2 separate regions of the Homo sapiens genome follow, and region 2 is linked to region 1. Evidence: chromatin contacts called from ENCODE Hi-C or POLR2A ChIA-PET data. All regions are on one chromosome and are shown on one strand. The core of a region is the stretch at or near the end of the contact, and the rest is flanking DNA. Distances in the headings are between cores, read along the strand shown. Region 1 overlaps TNPO3 (transportin 3). Region 2 has its middle 21 kb from the start of TSPAN33.

Evidence for each region. Hi-C counts contacts between places; a loop is a spot of excess contacts on that map. ChIA-PET counts read pairs that join two places held with the same protein, here RNA polymerase II (POLR2A). Pooled maps may share reads with other maps.
Region 2: a map of endothelial cell of hepatic sinusoid shows a loop between it and region 1 (5-fold over the local background). The contact joins two enhancer-like sites. A Hi-C loop is called at or near these places in 1 of 168 maps with a recorded cell type or tissue (endothelial cell of hepatic sinusoid), 6 of 37 single-sample maps with no recorded cell type and 11 of 50 pooled maps. POLR2A ChIA-PET finds 5 or more read pairs at or near these places in 2 of 52 experiments (OCI-LY7 and PC-9).

The regions. Positions count from the first base shown.
Region 1 is chr7:128,962,079-128,967,352 of GRCh38, forward strand. It overlaps TNPO3 (transportin 3), which reads right to left. Exons shown (of 23, transcript NM_012470.4): 21 at 5,202-5,274. Among named protein-coding and RNA genes, the nearest start is that of IRF5, 27 kb to the left of the region's middle. RefSeq lists enhancers at 956-1,065, 1,186-1,485. Within about 2 kb of position 1,438, at least 3 of the 41 ENCODE cell types and tissues checked have a DNase peak (open chromatin) inside an H3K27ac peak, as active enhancers do.
Region 2 is chr7:129,120,959-129,126,227 of GRCh38, forward strand. No RefSeq gene overlaps it. Among named protein-coding and RNA genes, the nearest start is that of TSPAN33, 21 kb to the right of the region's middle. RefSeq lists enhancers at 1,277-1,446, 1,897-2,166. Within about 2 kb of position 1,798, at least 2 of the 41 ENCODE cell types and tissues checked have a DNase peak (open chromatin) inside an H3K27ac peak, as active enhancers do.

The sequences.
Region 1 (5,274 bases), core at 188-2,687:
GAATTGGCCAGGCGCGGTGGCTCACACCTGTAATCCCAGCACTTTGGGAGGCCGAGGCGGATGGATCATGAGGTCAGGAGATCGAGACCATCCTGGCTAACAAGGTGAAACCCCGTCTCTACTAAAAATACAAAAAATTAGCCGGGCGCGGTGGCGGGTGCCTGTAGTCCCAGCTACTCGGGAGGCTGAGGCAGGAGAATGGCGTGAACCCGGGAAGTGGAGCTTGCAGTGAGCCGAGATTGCGCCACTGCAGTCCGCAGTCCGGCCTGGGCGACAGAGCGAGACTCCGTCTCAAAAAAAAAAAAAAAAAAAAGCTAGGGAATTAATTACCAGTACCATGTGAAAAGCAGGCTTGGACTTGCTGAAATGAAACTAAACCAGTTCACCCTCTCTGCCAGAATGGCAAACAAAGTAGCATGTTGAGGCAGGTGTTACGGACCTTAAAATCAAAAGGGAGACTGAGTCATGCATGGGACAGAAAGTTCAAGGGCTTTCTGTCTTGTCTACTACAGGCATTCTAGAGGAAGAGAATTACTAAGAGGGGATGAGCAATCTCAAGTCCTTTCTCTAGCACCTCTACATTAGCTCTTACTTCTGTTCATTTCCCACCACTATGTTACATATGTTACAGCCTGCTATAGGAAGAGCTGCAAAACTTGTTTAGCAATGGAAGATCAAGTAGGTCAGGTTGGTGGTGCACCTTATTTTCCCATATCACAGGACAAAGATAACAGGTTTTTTTTTTCCCCCACAGCACTGCTTTACTTAGGTCTCTTTTCCTTGCCCCAAGATTTATCCTAAATTAGGAAAGGATATCTATGACCTTGATTTCAGACTTACCATATTATTTTATCTGTCATATATTAGTCCCACTGAGGGAAAGAGGGCTTGACAAAGACTTATTCTACAATGTGTGGGATTCCAGAATGTGTGGGTGGCTGCCTTAGAGTCAACAGGAGACATGCCCCAGCTAGTTTTGCAAGTACATAATGACATTCTAGAAGTTTCTCCTCCAAGGAGAAAGGAGTTAACATTCACTGATCACATACTATGTGCAAGATCTTCTTTAGATTTCCATTTGGTATCTCATAATAACCTTATGAGACTGGTAGTACTAACCCTATTTCACTTGATAAATAAACTGAAGTTCAAAGTAATAGGGTATGTGGCAAGATTCAAACCAACATACTTGACTCCAAACCCCATCTTTGGAGGGTTTCCCCTAGGTTCCCATTTGCTTTAGGAAAATTAGAGCCAATACGATCCTGCCCTTATACTGTAACCAGCACTGAATGGAATAATGCAAAACAGAAGCAGAGAGAAGCAACTACTACACTTCTTTCCCCTGAAACAGCTTGTAGACAGAATACTACTTCTACTGAGAAGATTCATAGTAAAAGCAATCAAAGAATTTTTAAGGTCACCCCAGTCAATATATGCCTACCCAGTGGAGGGGAAATCCCCACTTCTGGCAAAATGTGTCATGAAGGGTCACATGCTATTTTTCAGTCATGCATGTCACTTGATCTATGGCTAAAAGTGAGTTATTTCTGGGGCATACTGGGCTTACTACTTAAGCCACTTAGTGAACTATAAAATAATAGCATTCCATGGTTTGGGATTTTAACATTAACAAAATTGCTGGAGACATTCCAGAAGATGAGAAAGTAAACTATTTTGGAAAGTGACATTAAGAAATCAATTCTGAGAAAAGACAACTAGCTCTTGTACCACTGCTTAAAGTTCATTTTCTTTCCCTTCTATATCTGATTTTACCCATAAAAGTGTAATTTATGCTCATAAAAAAGTGCACATAGTGCAGAAAGTTATGAAACGAAAAGAAAAGCCTCCCTTCCCCTCCTAGTCTCACTTATATATCTTTCTGAAAACTTACTGTGCAGAAAGTAGCCTCTGTGTATGTGTATAATTTATAATAAAACAGCTCTTTAAAGTACAAGTTGGTTCGTTTACAATAGCATAAAAAAAACTTATGAAAAAATTTAACCAAGGAGGTGAAAAACTTATACACTGAAAACTACAAAATGTAGCTGAAAGAAATTAAAGACACCAATAAATGGAACAATATACTGTATTTGTCGATTTGGAGATTTAATATTGTTAAGATTTCAATACTACTCAAAGCAATCTATAGATTCAATACAATCCCCATCAAAATCCCAACAACCTCTTGTACAGAAAAATCTACCCTAAAATTCATATGGAATTTCAAGGGTCCCCAAGTGGCCAAAACAATCTTTTTTTTTTTTTTTTTTTTGAGACGGAGCCTCGCTCTGTCGCCCAGGCTGGAGTGCAGTGGTGCAATCTCGGCTCACTGCAAGCTCCACCTCCCGGGTTCACGCCATTCTCCTGCCTCAGCCTCCAGAGTAGCTGGGACTACAGGTGCCCACCACCACGCCCGGCTAATTTTTTGTGTCTTTAGTAGAGATGGGGTTTCACTGTTTTAGCCAGGATGGTCTCAATCTCCTGACCTCGTGATCTGCCTGCCTCGGCCTCCCAAAGTGCTGGGATTACAGGCGTGAGCCACCGCGCCTGGCCACCAAAACAATCTTTAAAGTGAACATTGCAGGCCTCATATTCCTGATTCTAAAATTTATTACAAAGCCACAGTAATCAAAACAGCATGGTATTGACATAAAGAAATACATCATAGACCAATGGAATAGAACAGGGAGCCCATTAATAAATTCTCCTGTATATGGTCAAATGATTTTCAACAAGGATGTCAAGACCATTCAGTGCAGAAAGGACAGTCTTTTCAACAAATGGTGCTGGGAAAACTGGATATCCACAAGCAAAAGAAAGAGGCTGGACCCTTACCTAATACCACATACAAAAATTAACTCAAAAAGGATCAAAGACCTGATATAAGACCTAAAACTGTAAAACTCTTACAAGAAAACCTAGGCGGAAAACTTCATGACATGAAATCTGGCAATGATTTCCTAGATATGACACCAAACAGACAACAAAAGCAAAACAGATAAACTAGGCGACAACAAAATTAAAAACTTCTGTGCATCAAGGGACACAATCAACAGAATGAAAAGGCAACCTAAAGAATGGAGGAAAATGTTTGCAAATCATGTACCTGATAAGGAATTAATATCCCAAATATAAAAGGAACTCCTGCAACTATACAACAAAAGAAACCCAATTTTTAAATAGGCAAAGCACTTGAATAGACATTTCTCCAAGAAGACAAAACAAATGGCCAATAAGCATATGAAAAGATGCTCAACATCACTAATCATTAGGGAAATGCAAATGAAAACGGCAATGAGATATCACTTCACACTTGGTGTGAAATGCTAAGATGGCTACTCTCAAAAACCCAGAAAATAACAAGTGTTGGTGAGGATGTGGAGAAATTGGAACTTTGTGCACTGCTAGTGGGAATGTAAAATGGTGCAGCTGCTATGGAAAACAGTATGATGGTTCTTAAAAAAATTAAAGAAGATTAAATAGAATCACCATATGATCCAGCAATTCTACCTCTGGGTATCCAAAAGAATTGAAAGCAGGGGCTGAAAGAGATATTTGTACACCTGTGTTTATAGCAGCCTTACTCACAACAGCAGCCCAAATGGCCATCAACAGATGAAAGGATAAATAAAATGTGGTATATGCATACAATGGACTATTATTTAGCCTTTAAATGGAAGAAAATTCTGGCACACGCTACAACATAGATGAATCCTAAGGACATTATACTAAGTGAGGTAAGCTAATCACAAAAAGACAAATCTGTATGATCTCACTTATATGAGGTATCTAGAGTAGTCAGACTCAAACATTAAGTACGAAGTTAATTGCCAGGAGATGGGGAGAGGGGAGAATGGAGAATTGTTGCTTAATGGGTATAGTTTTAGTTTTACAAGATGAAAAAGTTCTTGAGATTGGTTGTGCAACAACATGAATATATACTTAACCCTACTGAACTATGCATTTATAAAAATGGTTAATACTGTAAATTTCATGTTATGTGTATTTTTATAACAGTTAAAAAATTTTCAAATTATTTTAAAAGCTCAAGTTAGGTTATGTAATACTGTTATTTTAACCTTTACAATTTATCTTGTATATTTTTCCGTATTATCACATATTTCTTCTTCCTTGTTCATCTTTGGGACTATTTACTAGTATAAGCTTCTGTTAATTATTTAACTTTTCTCTATTGATGGGCAATTAGAATATTTCCAGTTTTTTCACTACTACTAACCTTGCTATAACATTCCTTCTTTGACCCATATATCTTTCCACACTGTATGATTATAAGTCATTGTCTAAAATTTAGACAAAACTCTAAAGACTCTAGATACAAAAAGACTATCAGGGCAAAGGAACACTTAGCTATAAAATCCAACTTAAGTTGCTGTCATTACCATTAAGACCATAAGTCTCATAACCTTTGATTCGGTGATTACATTTTAAAGGAAAATATTCAGTAGAAGGAAAAGGCTCTATTTTTGACATTATCTGTAATACTAAAAAACTGAAAAATGATCTAAATGTCTACTAATAGAGGCATTATAAGGAAATCAAGTAACACCTTTATGGCTATAAAACAATAATTAGGAAGACTATGTAACTGTATTAAAAATATTTATATGTTCACAGTAAAAAAAACACACACACTTTACATTTTAGGCTGTAATCCAGAGATTGTAAGTTCCTCATGGGCCTAATGTATCCCAGGCAGATGTTCTGTTTGGACTACACAACTTCTTTGAAATTAGAATTTGACTATCTTTAGGCATGGTGAACATTCTCCAATTCACTGTCATCTACATCACTTTCTGATGTTTTATAACCAATGCTTTGCCTTACTCAGGTACCTACATTCCTGACCCCCGAATGTGGATGAAAACTCAGAAGGACTTAGAAAAATATAGACAGATCTCCTGACGGGGAGTGAGCTGCTCAGTGCATTTTCCTTTGGGAGAAACAGTGCCTCCACTTACCGTTAAAAAATCTTATACCAGTTATCACATATGTTAAATATATGTACATACATACACAGCATGGTGAATGTTTTCCCACCAGATTGGCTTCCAATGCCAATTTGTGCAATTCAAGGTTAAACAAACTATAAATTGTCCATTTCCCAAGGGCACATAAGAAATAAAGATATGTTTCTTCCCACATCCCACACCTCCTTAAGAACCCCCAGTATCACTCACCTAGTGACTTGCTTGTGGAAGTCTGTAAGTTGTTTGTGTGTCACTGTGACGGCTCCCACGGTTGTTTCCTTTG
Region 2 (5,269 bases), core at 548-3,047, 160 kb after region 1:
GGCCATCACCACATTGGTATGAATTAATTTAGGAACAAAGAAAAACTTCCTGGGAGGATATGATCTATAATGGGATGGTTGGGGGGGGGGGTTGTTAGTGGTGGTGGTAATGGGTTATTTTAGTTTTGAATGTGTGTGTTGCAGGGAAGGAAAAAGGTTGGTGGAGAGTTCAGAGCCAAAGCCATGCTGAATGACAGGTGGAAGACAGTCTGATGGATCATAGTCACTGTTCTTAAAGAATACATAATTCAGGCTTGCATGAGACAAGATGAACCACTGACATCCTAATTTCTCAAAGTAGTCATTGGAAATGGAAAGAAGAGCCAGGATTTATTGGAGGGTATATTCACACAGAAGGGGTTCATGAAGGTGAGGGACCCTTTCACCTCCCCACTGGGCAGAAAGCACTTGCCAGAAGAAAGGGTTGCAAAAGAAGGTTGAACTCAGCAAGAAAAGTGCCTTGGGTCAGTCTCTGTACTGCTAAATAGGGCCTACCACCCTACCCTGCCAATCCCTACATAGGCCCTGTCTTCAGTAAACACTAGAGTTCGCTTACCTTCCATTCCAAGAACCAATCTGACATCTGCTGTATTAGTCTGTTTTCACACTGCTGATAAAGACATACCCGAGACTGGCTAATTTACAAAAGAAAGAGCTTTAATGGACTTACAGTTCCACATGGCTTGGGAAGCCTCACAATCATGGCGGAAGGCAAGGAGGAGCAAGTCACATCTTACATGGATGGCAGCAGGCACAGAGAGGGCTTGTGCAGGGAAACTCCTATTTTTAAAACCATCAGATCTCATGAGACTTATTCACTATCATGAGAACAGCATGGGAAAGACCTGCCCTCATGATTCAATTATCTCCCACCCAGTCCCTCCCACAACATGTGGGAATTCAAGATGAGATTTGGGTGGGAACACAGCCAAACCACATCATCTGCTGTGCCTCATCCCACAGATAGCAGAGCTTCCTCCTAATCTATCAAGAGTTCAGCATTTAGTGAGTGGTCAGGATCTCACCCTTCATTTAACCAACTAACCACCACCAACCAACCACCACCATCAGAGGTGGGCCTAAGGCAGGCCTTGGGGTCTCTGGGAAGTGGGCCATGCTCAGTCTACATCCCAATGTGCTATGGCTCCTGACACTCTGAGCAGGGGCTCTCCCTTGCACACACCAAAGGAATGACTGGGCTTAAAAAACGTGCCAACTTGCTTATAAATCAGTCTCCTCAGATTCTACAATTCACCGAGCCATAAAACCTCAGAGCTTCAAAGATGCTTAGAAAATATCAAGGCCAGGGTTCCCAGGAAGCCTCAATGCTGCCATTTTACAAAGGAAGAAACTGAAGTGCAGAGAGATTAAGGGGCTTGTCCAGGTCACACAGCTACTTAGTGGTAGATCTGTAACTAGAAAGGTTTCAGTTCACACTCAATGTTCTTTCCTCTAGAATCTAACCTCTGCCCCCTTGTTATTTTTGGCATGAGAGAGGAGGATTATATTTATGTCTCTAGAAAAGCTGTGCTTTTGGATTGAATTCTGATTTTCTCTTCTCAAGTCTCATTGAGAACCACATGAAAAAACTCTGCTGGATTTGAGTTAAAAAAAAAAAAAAAAGAATCTGAAGAAAAAAATAGCAAATCTGGTATCCTAATGAGATAATGAATGCACAAGTACTTTGAAAGAGGTACAGCACTTCAGTGCTTTTCAGATATGAGGTTTTGTCATGCTCTTGAAAGAAATGCATAGGCTTTACTGACATGGGGGCTGGGGCTGGGGCTGGGGCCCTGGCAGAAATGGGGAAGCACAGGCTGTGGCAAGGGGGGTTTCTCCAGAAGGCTGACTCATTTCTTGGCTGTCCCAAGCTTAGAGAGCCAGATTTCTTAGGGTTGTTTACCACCTTAGTAAGGAACTGGTGGAGGGTTTTTTTCTGGAGTTAAGCACTGCAGGAAGAGCTGCCCACAGTATGGGGGTGGGTCATCTGCTTCTGGACTGCCCAGGCCAACTGTGGTTACCCCAGTTAACTGTGGTGAACTGTCCACATAACCAGCCTTCTGGATCTGCCTTTCAAGGAGTCCCACTGTGCTTCTCCCTGCTGAGGCCGCTGAAAGGGCATAGGCAATTGCTAGAGGTGAAGAAAAACTCTGTAGCTAAGCTATAAAAACAGGCATCCTGAATCTGGCTACATCCTGGTAATCTTGCACATAGGATGAATCCTAAGAAAAGGTGAGTCTTGTTAATGTGCACAGCACACAAGCCAGCGGGATGGCGTGCCAGTCAGCAGATTTTCAGTTTCAAGATAACTGAAAATCCATTTTTATCTGACTTAGACAAAATGAAACAAAACACCAAACCAACAAACAACAACCACACAATTTCACTGATTCGCATAACTGAAAAGTCTAAGGTTAGGGCTTGTTTCAGGCACCACTGATCTTGTGGCTCAAACTATGTCACTGGGACTTGGTTTAACCCTGTCTCAGCTCTACCTTTCCTCAGTGTTACCTTCTCTCTCAGGAGCCCTGGGGTAGCCCCCAGTGGCTGCAGGTCATCTGTAATCCCAGGGGGTCCCAGCAAAAGAGAGAGGGAATCCCTTTCAGTAATGGTCCTCCTCCCCAACTAAATTAGAGGCTTCATTCTGACTGGACCAAGTTAGAGCGCATAACCATCCCTGGGCTCTGATTGGCCAGAACAGAGTCCGGCGTTCCACCTGCCAGGTGGAAGGGTAGATCTCTCCCATGCTCACTGAGCCTGAGACAGGAGGTGGGGTGGCATCCCAAAGGAAATCTAGCATGCTGGTACCAGAACGGGGAATAGGTGCTGGGCTTGGAAAAATAACAGACAAACACTCAGTGCTACCCATTTAAGCATTTGAAATAATTTCACTTCAAAATCAGAGTGGTCGAGTCTCAGACACATGAGATTCTGTCTCAGATTTCTGGTGGCTTGAATGGAGGGTGTACAGAATCATGTCTTGATAAATGTTTAACTTCTAAGATTTGAAGTGCAGATATTGGTCTGGGTATCCCTCCTAGAAATCTTTGCATTTTCTGCATTTTCTTTTTAATATTTTATTTTTATTTTTATTTTTATTTTTTTGAGACAGTGTCTCAGTCACCCAGGCTGGAGTGCAGTAGTGCGATCTTGGCTCACTGCAACCTCCGCCTCCCGGATTCAAGCGATTCTTGTGCTTCAGCATTCGGAGTAGCTGGGACTACAGGTGTGAGCCACCACGGCTGGCTAGTTTTTGTATTTTTAGTAGAGACAGGGTTTTGCCATGTTGCCCAGGCTGGTCTCGAACTCCTGGCCTCAAGTGATCCTCCTGCCTCAGTCTCCCAAAGTGCTGGGATTACAGGCGTGAGCCACTCACTGCACCTAGCCTATATTTGAATTTTAAATAGTGATTCCACACCTTAACCTAACCATAATGGGAATTGGATTAGAGAATGGTGGGAATTTCAGACAAGTTGGTGAGGGTGAGAAGTAAGGGAAGAGAAACGTTATGGAACCTCTCACATAAAAAGTGCACAGTGGCCTACCCCTATATGGATGTGAGACTGCTCCTGATAGGAAATATCCCCAAACCCCTTGTTTGCAGTCCACGGCCCCAGTCTCAACTCCACCAAATCATGATGCTTCCCCTGAGATCATGATTGCGTTGCCCAGTTTCCTCTCTGACCAGACCTGATTCTACAGACAAAAGCCAACCTCCTCACTTCGATTCCCCTGGATCCTTTCCTCCTCTTCACATCTACAGCCGCTCTTCTAACTTCTTACTCCCGTTGCAATTCCAGATATTCCAGAGACAGGATATCTCCAAGGCACTCCAGGGCCCCAAATAACAAACCTTATTTGTTTTCCACCTCACACAATCTGAACTCTTCTGCCTGCCCTTTGAAACCCTTCGCGAACACCTCCAACCTTATTTCTTGCTCCTCCTCAATACAGCCTGTTCTGGTTGGCACAGCCTCACCTCTTACCTTTGCCACGATGCTACTCCTGCTGCGTCACTCAGTTCTGCATGGTGAGTCTCCTCCATCCACTGTGATCTGGAACCACGTCATTGTCAGTGGAGGTTGAATACAACTGGAATTTTTTATGGGATTCTAACAGACCTGTCCCTGATAATGGCGTGCCCCTAATTTCCGTTCTTTACTGACTACTCATTGGCTGTATCACTCTAGTTGCACAAATGATCTCTATCTCCCTCTATGCATGCCTACTAGGTCCAGGGAAGTAATATAGTGTTTGTAACTAGGAGTGGTAAAGATGATGGCTAATTGGAGAGAGTAAGCTCAAGCTAAAAGCATTCAAATTCAATTTTTTTTTTTTTTTTGAGACAAGGTCTAGCTCTCTTGCCCAGGCTGGAGTACAGTGGCATGATCACAGCTCGCTGCAGCTTCAAACTCCTGGACTCAAATGATCCTCCCACCTCAGCCTCCGGAGTAGCTGGGACTGCAGGTGCTCACCACTATGCCCAGCTAATTTTTTTTAAAAAAAAAATTGTGGAGACAGAGGTCTTTCTATGTTGTTCAGGCTGGTCTTGAACTCCTGGGCTCAAGTGATTCTCCCATCTTGGCCTCCCAAAATGCTGGGATTACAGACATGAGCCACCGTGCCCAGCTCAAATTCAAAAATTTTAAGACATTATGGGACAAAGAAAATTCACCTGTCCATCCAAATAATGTAATGTGCAATAAATCTGCAACCACTGCTTAAGCTTGTCTTGAAGTTTTTCTGTTTTGCAGGACTCTTCCTGAGCAGTACATTTTCTTCTCTTCTAACAGAGTTAGAATTTATTGCTTACAACTCTTTCAGAAAATGGCAGTAATTAGAAATGGAGTCTGAGGAGGGGGATTTGCTCAAAATACGAGTATCGTTTCTTTACCATTTTTCTTTAGCAATGTATTCTGTAATCATAAATGAGCTACATGAAGATCTGAGCACAGCCTGGAAATATTGCATGTTTAATATCAGCCTCCTTTCCCTTCTTCAGAATTAAACTCTGGATCCTTCCTAGACTTGGCCAGTTCCAAGTCACGACTTCGTCAGATACACTCTTGCTGTAAGAAGCAGTAAAGTTCAGTGGTTATGATCACAGACCTAGAGCTGGTCTATCTGGGTTTAAAGCCAGACTCTATAGCTTTCTGGATGTGGCTGTCTGTTTAACCTTGGGCAAGCTAGGTGACCTCTGTTTGCCTCAGTTTCCTCATTTGTGAAGTGCGGATAATAATAGTACCTACCTCATGTCATCGTTTTAAGG